2 separate regions of the Homo sapiens genome follow, and region 2 is linked to region 1. Evidence: chromatin contacts called from ENCODE Hi-C or POLR2A ChIA-PET data. All regions are on one chromosome and are shown on one strand. Each heading gives the region's core, a stretch centred on a gene start or an enhancer-like site at or near the end of the contact. The rest is flanking DNA. Distances are from core to core; before and after follow the strand shown. Region 1 has its middle 20 kb from the start of HEXB. Region 2 overlaps GCNT4 (glucosaminyl (N-acetyl) transferase 4).

The links. A loop is a pair of places that touch in the nucleus more often than their neighbours do. ChIA-PET counts read pairs that join two places held with the same protein, here RNA polymerase II (POLR2A). Pooled maps may share reads with other maps.
Region 2: a map of heart right ventricle shows a loop between it and region 1 (5-fold over the local background). The contact joins two enhancer-like sites. A Hi-C loop is called at or near these places in 5 of 168 maps with a recorded cell type or tissue (A673, IMR-90, chondrocyte and 2 more), 1 of 37 single-sample maps with no recorded cell type and 7 of 50 pooled maps. POLR2A ChIA-PET finds 5 or more read pairs at or near these places in 2 of 52 experiments (BJ and H1).

What each region holds. Positions count from the first base shown.
Region 1 is chr5:74,661,195-74,668,687 of GRCh38, forward strand. It overlaps a transcript of HEXB not described here. Among named protein-coding and RNA genes, the nearest start is that of HEXB, 20 kb to the right of the region's middle. Within about 2 kb of position 4,242, at least 2 of the 41 ENCODE cell types and tissues checked have a DNase peak (open chromatin) inside an H3K27ac peak, as active enhancers do.
Region 2 is chr5:75,040,260-75,047,752 of GRCh38, forward strand. The region is part of intron 3 of GCNT4 (glucosaminyl (N-acetyl) transferase 4); the gene reads right to left. Among named protein-coding and RNA genes, the nearest start is that of GCNT4, 8.6 kb to the right of the region's middle. Within about 2 kb of position 4,302, at least 2 of the 41 ENCODE cell types and tissues checked have a DNase peak (open chromatin) inside an H3K27ac peak, as active enhancers do.

The DNA of each region.
Region 1 (7,493 bases), core at 2,992-5,491:
TAAGCATTTGTTAGATCACCCTAGCCTTCCAGAAGCTGAACATAAATCGAAATCCACAGTCCTTGAAATCAAGAGTTATCCTCTGACTGAGAACGAGAATGGGGTGAAATCAACAAAAATGAAAAGGAAAATCAGGAAAAACAGGAGGCAAGCCAGCTGGGGACCCATGTCTTCCTCTATCTTCAGAAATCTTTACTCCTTTAGTCCTGAACAGCATGACTCATATTTTTTTAAATAATATTTTCTATTGTTTTAGGACCTTTTGATTGAAGACAGTGGTGTTACAACAAAGAAGTCATGAATTCATTTTCTCTCTCTCTGTGTGTGTGTGTGTGTGTGTGTGTGTGTGTGTGTGTGTGTGTGTGTGTGTCTCTCTCTCTCTCTCTCTCTTTCATCTTGCCAATGTTGCCTAGACTGATCTCAAACTCCTGGCCTCAAGGGATCCTCCCACCTCAGTCTCCCAAAGGGCTGGGATTAAGGGTACAAGCCAGAACATCTGGCCTGCATGACTTATATTTGAAACTGAGTTCTACTTAAAGGAAATCCAATACGTAAAATTCCAAACCTACAAAACAAATTGAAAGATCAATAACTTTTTAAGTGGATAGTTCATTTTCCATACTGCAGGTTTTCTTCATAAAATGAGTTTTCCTAGTACATTTACTCCAAGATTTGAATTAAGCAGGAGTCTTGAGCAGCCTGGCCACATATAGCCAAATACCAAGTGCTTCCTGGTTCACAAAATGACCTGTTTGTCCTCATGACAACCTTATTTGATCTTTATGACAACCCTACGATTACGAGAGGAATAGATACTCTTTCCAGAATGTTTTTTGTTCAAAGAACAAACATTCATTTAAAAAATAGGCTTACTTTTAGCTGAGCATTAAATAAATGTGTTCATTGTAGAGAAGCAGAAAGAAAAAAAGAAATCCTCCATACCCCAGAGAAAACCACCATGATTTTAAGCTTTTTTTTTTCAGTCTTTGTGCTGTGCACAGACATGGTAATACTCATTAGACAATTTTATTTTCAGAAGTTTTTCACCTAACATTATAACATGAATATTTTCTCAGGATATTCAGCTACTCTTACTGTCATTTTTCATGATTGCACAGTATAATTTCCATAATTATTTCTAATAATTGAAATGCTTCTTTGCCCATTTTGTTTTGAGTTACTCTGTGAGTGTCATTTAAGCAAAAATGTAAATGAATTATGCTACTAGAAAATGTAATAAGCTAATCATTCTCCCTATTGTTGAGGTTTGCTTCCTACCAATTATTCTCTGATCAACATCTTTATGTATAACTCTTTTTCTATATCTCAGGTGAATTTTTTTAGAATAAATTACTGGAGATGGAGCTACTGGTCCAAAAGGAATAGATGTTTTAAGGTGCTGTTTGCAAAAGTGCTTCCCAAAATGACTGTACCAATCTACATTCTCAAAATATCCCTTTGACCACACTGTCACCAGCATGGAGTAAGCATTTTAAGAAACATTTGCTTATTTATAGGTAAAAATCATATTTTATTATTATATTAATATGCACAGTTTTATCTCTGAGTTTGAACACCTTTCCAGAAATGTATTAACCAGCTATAATTTGGTTTTTTGTAAAGGATGTGGTCCTAGAGCAGAAACAAACCTCATTTTACTGCTGAGGAAACAAAACCTGGAGGAATTTAAGCCATTTCCCCAAGGCTAAACAATTACTAAACTGGCTAAGTGAGGAATCCAACTCAGGCTTTTTGAAGCTGACCTAAGTAATTTCCCCTCCCCACCACCATCATACGGATTTTTTAATTCTTCAAACCTATCTGCAAGATTTAACAAAATAAGTACTTTTTAAAGTACACACTTCCAAGTCATAGCTTCTCTGTCAGTTTAGAACTCAGTAAACGAAGACCCAAGAACGCATATGGGCATCTGCTACAGACCTAAAGTCAGTGTCTAATTACAAAGATGACCTCTTTCTTTCTTTTTCCTTTTTTTTGGGGGGGTGGAGTGCGGTGGCGGAGTTTCGCTCTTGTTGCCCAGGCTGGAATGCAATGGTGCGATCTCGACTCACTGCAACCTCCACCTCCCAAGCTCAAATGATTCTCCTGCCTCAGCTTCCTGAGTAGCTGGGAGTACAGGCGCCCGCCACCACACCTGGCTAATTTTTGTATTTTTAGTAGAGACAGGGTTTTGCCATGTTGGTCAGGCTGGTCTCTATGTCCTAACCTCAGGTGATCCACCCGCCTCGGCCTCCCAAAGTGTTGGGATTACAGGCATGAGCCACCGTGCCTGGCAAAAGATGACCTCTTTCTAATCACGTGCTGCCTGACTGCTCTTAGGCTTAAGACTTTAGATGCTTGCACAATGGAGATTCATACCATGTTGAAATACAATGGGCAAGCTAGGAGCAAAATGGAAAAGAATTAGTTTCTAAACAGAACTGTTGGGAGTCAAGGGTTTCAAAGTCAGGCAGAATTATGATTTGCAATCAGCAAAAATAGATCAATCCTATCCATTACATATAGATCAAGGGGAAAGAAATTAGTGAATTATCCGTGAAAATAAATACATTTAAGAAAGACCCAGATAGAGAAATAACCTACACTCTCAACGTTTAAAAGATGGATTACTTAAAAATGGAATATTGGGGCCAGGCGTGGGGGCTCATGCCTGTAATCCCAACATCTTGGGAGGCTGAGACAGGAGGATTGCTTGAGCCCAGGATTTCAAGACCAGCCTGGGCAACATAGTGGGATCCTGTATCTACAAAAAACTTTAGGCCAGGCGTGGTGGCACACGCCTCTAATCCCAGCACTTTGGGAGGCCGAGGCAGGTGGATCACCTGAGGTCAGGAGTTTGTGACCAGGCTGACTAACATGGTGAAACCCCGTCTCTACTAAATAAAAAAAAATTAGCTGGGTGTGGTGGCGCATGCCTGTAATCCGAGCTACTTGGGAGGCTGAGACAGGAGAATGGCTTGTACCTGGGAGGTGGAGGTTGCAGTGAGCCAAGATTGTGCCATTACATTCCAGCCTGGGCAACAAGAGTGAAACTCCATCTCAAAAAAAAAAAAATTTAAAAACTAGCCAGGTGTGGTGGTGCACCCCTGTAGTCCCAGCTATTCAGTACACAGTCTGAGGTGGGAGGATCACTCAAGCCCAGGAGATGAAGATCAAAGTAGCTATGATCGTGCCATTGCACTCCAGCTTGGGCAATAGAGCAAGATTCTATCTCTAAAAAAAAAAAAAAAAAAAAAAACAGAGAGAGAGAGAATACTGAATAGATGGCGCTGTTAACCATTTAAAAAAGAATAAATTACATTCTCCCATTTCATGTAGTATGCCAAAATCAGTTCTGGATAGATTTATGTTAAATATAAAAATGAACTATAAAAAAACAAATTTAAGAAAAGTGGAAATCGATAATCTGATTTCAAGCTGGGAAAGCTTAAAAACTGAAAAGGACTCCATAAAGGAAAGGGTTACAGAGAGAAGTTTAAGACTTCTGAAGAGTGTCAGAAGGAGGGAGAGAGGGAAAAAAATCTGGCAAAACAAATAAAATTTTCCAGCTCATCGTCCAAGTTAAGAGGCAAGTATCAAGCTAAGGAGACAATGGCAATTAATAGGGCAGGAAGAGGATGAATATCTTTACTATGGAACTGTTCCTAATGAGAGGACCTAGCACCTGCAGGAAAACAGGATGCTCACACTCTCGTTGTGGGAGGGCACGACATATCCCATTACGCCCTTGGAGAAGCGCATTTGGGACAGTGCATACTAAAACAGACTCAAAAATAAGAGCTCATGCCCTTTGATCCAGTAATTCTACTTTTAAGAACGAATCAGAGGTCTACAAAAAGATTTTCACATAAAGATATTTATCACAGGCTATGGTAGTGAAAATGTCTGAAAATTTAAAATGTCCCCAAATAAGAAAGTGGTTCAATAAAAATTAATCCATCCAGACTCATAACTTAAGAGAATATTTTATAAAAGGAAAAAGTTTTCTGGTATTTGCAGTGATAAAAGCAAGTGACAAAGCAATATAGGAAGCATGGCTAAAATTCTGTAAAATGAAAAGTACATAAGTAAACAGTGGTTATAACTGAATAGAATTCCATAGGATTTTTAAAATTTTCTTTTTTGTACTTCTTTTCCTAACTTTCTAAAAATACATATGGATATCTATACATGTCCTCATGCCCACGCACACTTTTCTCTGTGTGTGTGTGTGTGTGTGTGTAGGAGGAGGAGAGTTGTGCAATAGCAGCCCCGTGGACAGTGTTCTAGGCATCTCCCATGCCCCTGCTTTCCTACACACACATGTTAAAAACATCTTCTTGGAAACCTACAAAGGACTATAAAAATAGAGACTACACAGGTGGGTTACCAGCTAAGCTTTCTTAATGAGAAACTGGGAAGAAGTGAATAGCAAGTTTGATGAAATCATATCTTCAGAAAGCTATAAATATTACAGAAGACAGATAAGAACATAAACAACTGCAAGACCAAAGACTCTGTGGAACAAATTCACTAGGAGAGAAGGGAAATTTTATATACCGAATTCTTTTTTTTTAAGCCAGTTCCCTGTGAGTGTCCAGTTTAATGACTGTTTAAATTATATCTGCAATTTTCTGAGTGGTTCCCTTACTTTTCAAGTTTATAAACCAACACATCAACAATTCTCAGTCAATGGAAGAGCATTTCTCTGGGGAGCTATGAAAATATACCTTGCATTTTAAATGCAATAAAAAGCATGAATAAACATGCCTCTGTTCTTTATAACACAGAAGTACCACATCTGGTCATTAAAAAAATGCATTATACAGAGTTGTACAGATGCCAGATACTTATTACAGAGAACTGTTTTATCCATTTAGCCCAATTTTCCAGATGTTTTATTACTTGGAGACAGGAGAATTGTTGAAACTGATGATTGAAGCCCATTTATTTCCAGGGGCTCGACTGCAAACCATAGAAAGCATTTGAGGGACAAGTAATTTATGACAGGCCACAAGGCAATGCTTGAGGAAGGCTGTCATCTCAATGGGTCACAAATAATACCAACAAAGGACAAAACACCCTATTTTAGTAACCCCAGGCTTCATTTACAAAAATTGCCTCTTAGGCAAGCACTTAGTTGTCATTTCACATGCAAATGTGTATGCACGTAATTGGAGCAATTTTCATAATAGTAGGTCAAGTTGGCAGTGACATTGAAAATGGCCCAGGTTGGCTCTGATTGGAGGCCTGGTTGTCATTGTCTGCAAGCTGGCAAAATTCTCACCTGGATCAGTTGGAAGTCTTGTTCTCATAAAGACAACAGGATCAAGTTCAGCAGGGGCAGGTGCCGCTTCCCCATCCCTTCCCCAACTCCCCCACTCCCTGCTGCCCCCAAAGTCACAGCCCTAAGAGGCCCTGCCCACACTGCAGAGCAGCAGCCTTGGGGCATTAGCAGAGCTGGCCTTGGCAGCCACAGTCATTGCCGCTAATTAGAAGGCACCTCACCATGGTCAATTCTCTCCCTCTATCAATCAACCTGCTCAGAGCAGAAATAGGGACTAGAAAGGGGAGCAGAACCTTTTCTAGCTTCACTCTTCTGAAGCTAGAAGAGTGAACACACACACACATATAGAGAGAGAGAACACACACACATATATATAGGGAAAAGCTCTCAGAACATAATGGAGACGTGTTCTTAGGCCACACTGAAAACTCATCTAAGTCAATGTGTCTAGCAGCAAGTGTTGGGGAATTTAGTTTTTCTATGTTGCTATTTTTGTAAATGCTGGTAGCCTCTGGCATTAGAGACAGTAGGGTCTATAGATCCTCTTCCTGACAACCTTGCTACCAGGTTGCGTATATTACAGTGAAAGGGAATCTGACACCACATTCTGCCAATATTTATTAACAAGCAGGTATTAATTTAAAAATTATTGGCCGGGCACAGTGGCTCACGTCTGTAATCCCAGCACTTTGGGAGGCCGAGGCAGGCAGATCACCTGAGGTCGGGAGTTCGAGACCAGCCTGACCAAAATGGAGAAACCCTGCTCTACTAAAATTACAAAAAAAAAACTATCCAGGCATGGTGGTGCATGCCTGTAACCCCAGCTATTCAGGAGGCTGAGGCAGGAGAATCACTTGAACCCGGGAGGCAGAGGTTGTGGTAAGCCGAAATCACGCCATTGCACTCCAGCCTGGATGAGAAGAGCAAAACTCTCTCAAAAAAAAAAATTACCATACAGTCCATTCTTGTGAGTTTGGGAAAGGTCTCATCTGTCTCTTCAGGCATTACAACAATTCTTTGCCTGAGAGCTTCACTCCAAGGAGGAACAAAATATTCTAACCACAGAATTAGTCAGTTTTCAAGTTCAGTCAGGAGACAGAGTCCACAGGGAAGTGGGAGAAGACAGGGTCAAGTGAATGTCCAGAAGTCAAGTGCTGCTGCAAAGGCTCGGGCTGGGCTTGCTGGGTTTGCTTGTATGAGGGCAGCAGGGCTGGTACAGTCTTTGTAGTCAGCCACAGATTTCAACTTGCATTTCGCTAACTGATCCAATCATTCCCTAACCCCGTGTCGTTAGATTTCAACAACAGTATTCAAATCTGTACTTCTGGAGTGCATCTTCTTGATTAGGGCACTTCAGAGTCACTAATCATCCCTAAGTGTGGATTCCTGATTAAGGGGTCCTCAAATACTAGCCGCCATCACCCCATCACACTGTCTATAATAGATTATATTAACATAAATTACCACACAGGTTATATAACATCCACTGTCCACAAGGAGTAAGACTGGGAAGGGCTAAATGGTTCTCAGGGGACAGACAACCTGTCCTATTGCTCCATAAAGTGACAGAGCCTGGCTCTTCAATATCCAGCCATAAAATGCCTTAATTGTGATCCATTTGGAGACTGGATTACCTGATAGGGACAAGAAACATTTACCTGGGAGAGGGCTTCAGGAGAGTTGCAGCCATACGCCTCTTCCAGCAGCTAGGTTTTTTATTTTATTTTGTTTTTTTGTTTTTGTTTTGTTTGTGTGTGTGTGTGTGTGTGTGTGTGTGTTTCTCAGCACCTTTGTTCTTTGATTTTGAATTCTGCTTTTCTCTTTTCAGTTCTGTTTTTTTATAACTTGTTCATATATCTTCAGGACTGACGGTGGAGGAGGAAAAGCAGTGCAGATTCAGGCTGCAACAGCAGAAGCTAACTTTTTCTTTGCTATGTAAGAGAATTTCAGAGAGGTAGCCTGGCCCCCGTGGCAAGAGAATAGGATGTGCAGTTAGGCCAAGTGGAGTTCAAATCCTGACTCTCAGACTTCCTAGTAGTGCCTCTCTGAGCTTCATATTCCTCATGTGTGAAACAAGACCAGTCCTATGTACCCTGCAGCGTTGTTATAAGGGTTTGAGATACTGTGTGTAAAGAATCTGCTATATAGCAAGGCTGTAAAAATAGTGGCTTTTATTAGCCCCCAGGGACCTCCTGCTATAAGCAGT
Region 2 (7,493 bases), core at 3,052-5,551, 380 kb after region 1:
CCTCCGCCTCCCAGATTAACCCTTCTTAAATCTCTCTCCTATCACACTCCTTGTTTTCTTCTGAGCACTTGCTACAAGGAGTAGTTACTTTACTTGTTTAGTACCTGTCCTGAGACAGAAACATAAGGTCTTTGAAGGCCTCACTCACTACTTTACCCCCAGTATTAAAGACATCCATACCTGGTACGGGGTAGTTGCTCAATGGGACAGAGTCAGAAGACCTAAGTTCTAGTCTGGGCTCTGCCACAAAAAATTCTTCAAGTGACTCTAGCATATCACTTAATCTTGGCAAATCTTTCTTTCCCATGTGTTAAATGGGATAATGTTTTTTCTATCCCACAGTGCAACTGTGAAAGTCTTATGATGTAATGTATGTGAAAGTCATGGGGAAAAAGACAACTTTGGTATGCAAATGTCAGGTATGAGGACCTCCACAAGAGGAATGGTTTCTTGGGAAAACTGAGAAAGAGTCAATGTGTTATAAGTTGGTTTTATTTTTCTAAAACAGTACATTCATTATTCCCTTCATTCTGACATTCTAATCATTATTGGTTTTTCACTACTTGACAGCATTCTTTTTTGTTAATATCTGGAGTATAAATTGTCCCTAAAGTTTCAGAATTATGTAGACAAACACCTGTCTTGGATTTTGAGAGACAGGAAGAAATGTAGTTAATCTTTAGAGTTTTTTCCCCAGTATGCTCGATATTTTTCAAAAGATTAATAACCAAAAAAGTTATTTAAAAGACAGCCAAGAGCACGTGCAATCAGTTTCATGCAGTTATGATTGGCTAAACGCGGTCTGTAAGTATGTGTTGCAAAAGCTATAAGCTTTTCCTGTAAGTTCATTATCTTTTATGGGCAATTCTCCAGGTATTGCAAAAATGCAATGACTTGTTCTTGCATCCCTGTTTGGTGAAGCCATCCCTAAGGACCACGGAACCCACAAAGCAGTACTGAAGATTCTGCAGCAATGTGAATACACAAACACACCCTCACCCAGGGCCTTTGCCAGTCCTCTGTCATTCAGATCACACATCAGTGAGACTGGCTCAGCTCAGTGAATTGAGATGCCCTCAACTAAAGGAGCTCTGTTTGATGTTCCTGTGGAATGTATGACAATTGACAGCTTTCTCTCTAGGCCTGCAATTATGAACGTCATCATCTTCCCTGAATAAAGGACTACTTTACCTGCAAGATTTGGAGAATAGAGACCTAAAGGAAAACACTGAGCATGAAAATAATTCTATCAACCACCTCTATAGATTATAATTCTTCTAGCTAGAAACTTTACTGGAGCCTCTCACATTTGGGCAGAAATAAAGGACCTGTAAGATTACATGGGAAATGAGTAACCCACATCAGGATGTACATACCCACGCATAGACCTCTCAAGGTCATTGGAAATCTGGGCTGTAGCAATGTAACAACAACAACAACAACAAAAAGAAGCGCAGAATTCAGCCCATGGTCACACCAATTGGGAAACAGTAGACTTGATTCTGGGCTTTATTTCATCTGGTCCACAGGGCAAATATCAAAAGCTGACTGTGTGTGTATCTAGCTGGGCAAAGATACATGGCTAAAGTCTTTAGCAGGAAGTGTAAAGGGCCACATACAATGAAACTGAATGAAAAGTTTTTGTTTTGTAATAGATTGTGACCCTCAAAAGGGAGTAAAACATTAACAGTTTTTCTCTAAAGAAAATTCTAAAAAATATCAGAAGATGGTGAATTTCAAAAATACTTATGCCTTCAAATTTCAGTTTGATGAAAAAGCTCACATGAAACGTTTGCTTCTTTTTAGATATAAAGGATTATGAAAAAGGGGTGAATGAATGCATTACATCTTTGCCTCTCAAGCTTTATCAAAGAGGTTTCATTCCTTCTTGGGATCCCCGTCTTCTCTGCCCTTCTCACTTAGCTTGACACAACATAAAGCCAAACTACATTTTATGTTTCATGTTCTAAGTTAAAAATATGGGTTGAGAATATTTTGGCTTCTTTTTCTATAAAGTAGAAAAACTGAATTGAAAAACATGTCTATTTTTGAAAATGTGTATCTATTGCACTAGAAAGAAAATAACTTTCTCCACCTAATATCTACATGGTATGCTTTTTTTTCCCCCTCAGAAATTTTTGGAAGCATTTATTTTGGTATTATATGGCTAACTCCATATTTTTCAACTGGCCAAAATTAATTCCTCAAAGATTCCATGGCTAGCTGAAGAGGTATGGGTAACTGATTTCTAAATGTGCATTTAAAGTAGAATCTCCATGTCCATCGCAGAGGCAGCACAGGGATAAACAGACATGAATCAAGGGTATTGATGTCAGAAATGGCTTGAGGCCAGACCACACTCTTCATGAATGGATTAGACACCCTGAGTTTAAAATCATCACCCTGAAAACCCTGAGTTTTAAGTCATGAGAAGAGCTTGCTTGTTTGTTTTCTGGGTTCTTCCAATGTGGTGGGGAGCTCAGCTGGAGACTTCAACATGCTTCTGCACTTCCACTGAAAAACAGGATTGGCAGCTCTTGGCATGACTTCACCATTTAGCTAAGATCTGTGTGTTTCTTGGCTTAAAATGTACATATTGCTCTCAGATCTTGTGTGCATATTAGACACAATAAAATTAAGACTCAGGAATTCAAAAATTAAGTTAAAAGGATGGAAGAAATAAAAATCTGCAGTGCTTGGGAAAATTCCGCCACAATAGGAATTTCAAAAGCAGAGATTTCAACCTACCAAAAGTCAAATCTAGAAATGATTCCAGAAAGCTCTCCAACAGCCATCTCCTACAAGGATCCCTTCTAGCCGTAGTTTTAATTAAGTTAACAGGTCTTTCTCAATACGTAGGTTTTATTTCAGGTTAATAAAAAGTAAAAAGATTGTTTAGTTTACTAAGTGTCTAAGCCAACTTATATGTCAACTGTATACAAAGCAAAAGCAAAAACCAGACTCTTCAGATTTTCCAACAGATTATGATGTTAAAACAGTATGGTCTGGTGCCAGCATAAAAAGAGATCTGTGGGATAAAATCCAGAAACAGATCCATAGGTAAGGGTTTTACATATGGCTCTGGTAGAGAGCCAGTTGCCTTCCAACATCCATCCTCTCTTCTTTACTAAGAGAACCCTATATTGTTGGTGGTAGAAACATGTCTCTTGAAAAGACTTTCCTCTAACTTCTATTGTAGAGGAATAAAATATAATGTGGGATTTTGGGAAAGTTTTCCTATAGGAGCCTGATTCAGGTAGGAGGTACGCCATTTTGTTCTTTCTTTTCTTCTTCTTCCACTTTTCTGCCTGGAACTCCAATATGATGGCTAGAATTGTTGCACCCACCTTGAGACCATGAGGAACAGACCAAGAGAATATCAGAGACCTCAGCCCCCGTATCCTCAAGCCACTGAACCACCACTAGCAAACACCCACTTTGAATTCCTGTTACATGAGAAAAGTAAGCCCTTATATGTTTAAGCAACGTGCACTTTGAAAGATGACCGTAGGAAAAGGAAATGCTTAACCAACATATACATACGCATGTCCAGGAGCCAAATTAAATTTAAACCAGATTAAAGTGGCTACTTATACAACAGTACATTCCTATATATAGCCAAGTGCAAAATAATGTGTCTTAAATGATGCTGAACTTCTCATCCATCTATATTTAGAGGCAGATGGAGGCTTTAGGTAAATATCTGAAGGAAAGCAGATGCCAAGATTTACCAAATTAACTCTGATGTTGGCAAGAACTGTGCAGTCTGCTCGCCACGCCTCAGTTAAGCACTCTTCAGCTGATGGCAAACTTCCTCTGTGTATGGTTTCTAGTCACAGGCAGGGTACAGGTCACATAATCCCTGAAGGTCACCTCGCAGGTGGGCTGTCTTCTTGAGAGCTTGTTATGTAACAGGGGACTTTGGAACCAGCTTTTCAACAAATAGCTATCAGTACCATGTAGATATCAACCCAACAAGTACCATGTTGAATAGTTCTGAGCCACCGCCTGAATGTGCCCCTTTTCCCTCCCCTTGCTGCCTGACCCCATTCCTCTTCTTTCTGCCCCACACTGGACCCCCTCCATGTTACCTTCCTGCTTTACTTCTGTGTACATCATACAGGTTTAGAATTTAAAGCCAATGGTTCTGAACTGAAGTCCTGAGTCTGCTGCTAATAATGTCATTAATCTAGTAGCCTTCTGCCTCCTCATCTGTGAAAGAGGAACAAGGGCACTGACTCAAACGGTTACTGCGATGACTAAATGAGCTAATGCACTGGGCACATTTTGGCAGGAAAACCAGCCTGGCACAGGGCTGGATGATGGTAAGGGATCAAAAGCATTTGAAGCAGCCCAGTGTCATTGACCAGTGGCCATTCTGTAAACAAGGACTGGGCTTCAGCTTCAGCGTGCTGCATGCACTCCCGCACCCAGACACCATCTCCAAAGGCAACAGCCACGGATTTCTGCGGGGTAGACTGGTACAGAAACCACATCAAAGGCCTCCACGCTTCTCATGGTGAAGGAAGAATCAGACAAGGGCCCACTTGTACTATTTTTACAATTTTTCTTCAGGTTTGACATTTTTTCAAAATAAAAAATTGATTTTTTAAAAAAAGAATCATAGGGATAATGGGGAGAGGGCAGAATGAAAGAGCTCTAAGTCTCTGCCCCATATTAGGATTCAGGCAACACAGTTTTAGTAGCACAGTTTTGAATATTTTTTAGGTCTAGTGTCATTGCTGTCTTCTTGCTATAACCTATACTTTCCAAGTATTACCTGGTTCACTTCTTTGTTATAAAAATAACTTTTCTTGTTTCTTATTTATGAATTAGTTGATGAACATATTCTTTTTTTCTATTATGGTGGTGAAATATACATAACATTTACCACTTTAATCAATTTTAAGTGTACAGTTCAGTGGCATTAATTACATTCATATTGTAGTGCAACCATCACCACAATCCATCCACAGAACACGGTCATTTTCCAACTGAAACTCTATACAAATTAAACACTAACCCCACAATATCCTGCTTCTGGGCCCTGCCAACCACCATTCTACTTTCTGTTTCTACAAATTTGTTTACTCTAGGCCTCTATATCATAGGAATCATACAATATTTGTCCAATATTTGACTGGCCTATTTTACTTAACATGTCTTCGAGGTTCATCCATGTTGTAGTGTGTGTCAAAATTTCTTCCCTTTTTAAGACTAAATAATATTCCATTGTATGTATACATTACATTTTGGTCATCCATTCATCTGTCAGTAGATATTTGCTTTGCTTCCACCCTTTCAGCTATTGCGAATAATTCTGCTATGAACAAGGGTGTACAAACACCTGTTTGAATTCCTGCCTTCACTCGTTCAAGAATATCCCCTATATAAACCTTATATTCTTAGATATCCAGTTTCTATCCTGGTTGCCCATCCATCCCACAAACATTTACTGTGTGCCTACCATGTGCTAGGGAGGCACTGTGTTAGATTCTGGAGAGATACAACTAGAAACTCTACTGCCTGGAGGAATGCAGAGAGAAATAAACAGTGAGGTCCTAAGTGACTGATAACACAATTCAAGAAATCCCAGTTATTTTGTCACATTTGAATTTCTTTTCTATAGAAATTTTCCAGAAAAGACAGGTCACTAGCTAGCATTTGGAAATGTTTTTTTTTTACATTCAGGGATTTTCTTGCCATGATGTTGAATGGATGTTCAATTCAATGAATGATGTTCAATTCAATGTTCAACATCAGTTGAAATGATGTTCTTCCTTTCTGAGGATCTCTTCTCCAGTTCTGCATCCCATCTTTCAGCTCTACAATCATTCCATTAATGTTTTTTTCACATTGTAACTCTGCAACCTAATTAGTGTCTACCTTGTGTATCATTCCATTTCTTTCTCCTGACACATCTGCCATTATGTCTCTCTGAATTTGCCAACCTCAGAAGAGGGCAGGAGGGTTGCTGGAAAGGCTAAAGGAAGAAGGAACCTGGTAGAAGGTGATGGCTGGGCAGAGTGAGCTCCTCCTTGTTCCACTGAGGTAGAATGTGGGGGTGTAGAGAAAGGACACAGCACAAATATTGCAAATATGCTGCAGTGACACAGAGAGCAGGAGAAGGAAGAAAAAAAGGAGCCTTGGCAACCACAGGAACTCCGCTAGGTGTTGTTCCTTCTGGTCCTGGGCCGAACTGTCCCCCCTCTGCTTCAATCTGAAGGAGCTGCTCTCTCGTGGACTGTCCAGATCTTGTAGATGACCATGAGAAATGTCAGGGCTTGCAGACTCTTTGGAAACAGGTCTAACCTACCCAAGAGCAGACAGGCTGACTGGACAAGCCCGGGCACAGCCAAGAAGCAATTCTCCAAAGGGTCATCCTTGCCAGTTTTCTCCTTAACTAGATTAGAAACCAGAAAACCCAGAAAACCAACAAGAGAAGACGGGGTTGCACAGGGGAGGGAAATGAAAAGCAATAAAAGAGCTAGAAGCACAGAGGATTCCTGGGGAAGGAGTTAAAAATAGGCCACTCCAAAATACGCCACTCTGATATTGACTTTTGAGTTAACGGCACTTGCAAAATAGCAGGTACAAGACCATTCTGCCCTTCGTGCCGTTTCTTAGATGCAGGAGATGAAATCCTTAAGTGAAATGAGAAAGTTGACGGACAGTCTACTTAACAGTCTTATCAAGGACAGAAAGCTGTGGCTGAGAAAAATTTGTACAAACTTTGTTACACAACCCTTATCTTCCTAGCTGCTTCTCCCAGTTAACTACCCTAGCCCAGGCCTCTTTTTGCCTTGCTACATTTTTATAATTTCCTACTTTCTCCAATCCACTATATAAGTGTTCAATTCTCACTGCATCTCTGGGGCTTCATTTCCTTATGAGGGCTCCCCTGTCACATAAAACTTATATTAAATAAATTTGTGTGCTTGTCTCCTGTTGATATTTCTTAAGTCAATTTAATTCTCAGGCCCAACTGAAAAACTGTAGGAGTGCAGAGGTAAATTTTTGCCTTCCCTACAACAGAGATTTACTTGAGACTACAAAGAACTTTATTATCACCAGGTGTTTTTTCCATTTTATTTATTTATTATTGATTTGCTTACTATGGCAAGGGAGCACATGGCATCAAAAGAGGTTTGGAAGCATTTTGGAGCATCTTGGAGGAGGAGAGTGGCTGGATTTTATTGAGATGTTGAGGTTTGGTTTAAGGCTGGAATTTCACTGTGGGTGGGGTTTTGGGGGAGGCTTGACTTGGATTAGTTAAGGATAATGATACAACAGTTTAGGACTCCAGGTACTTTTTCATGCTCTAGAAACCACAGCTAAAAGCATTCCTACCACAAAGTTGTTCTGCCTTTTGCCTTTAAAAACAATTTTCTGCAATTATATTACCTAATTGTACTCCTCTAAGAATCATGTATGAGCAACATTTTAGGGTTTTTTTTTTAAATTAAATAACCTGAATCTCTTGGTTAAATCTA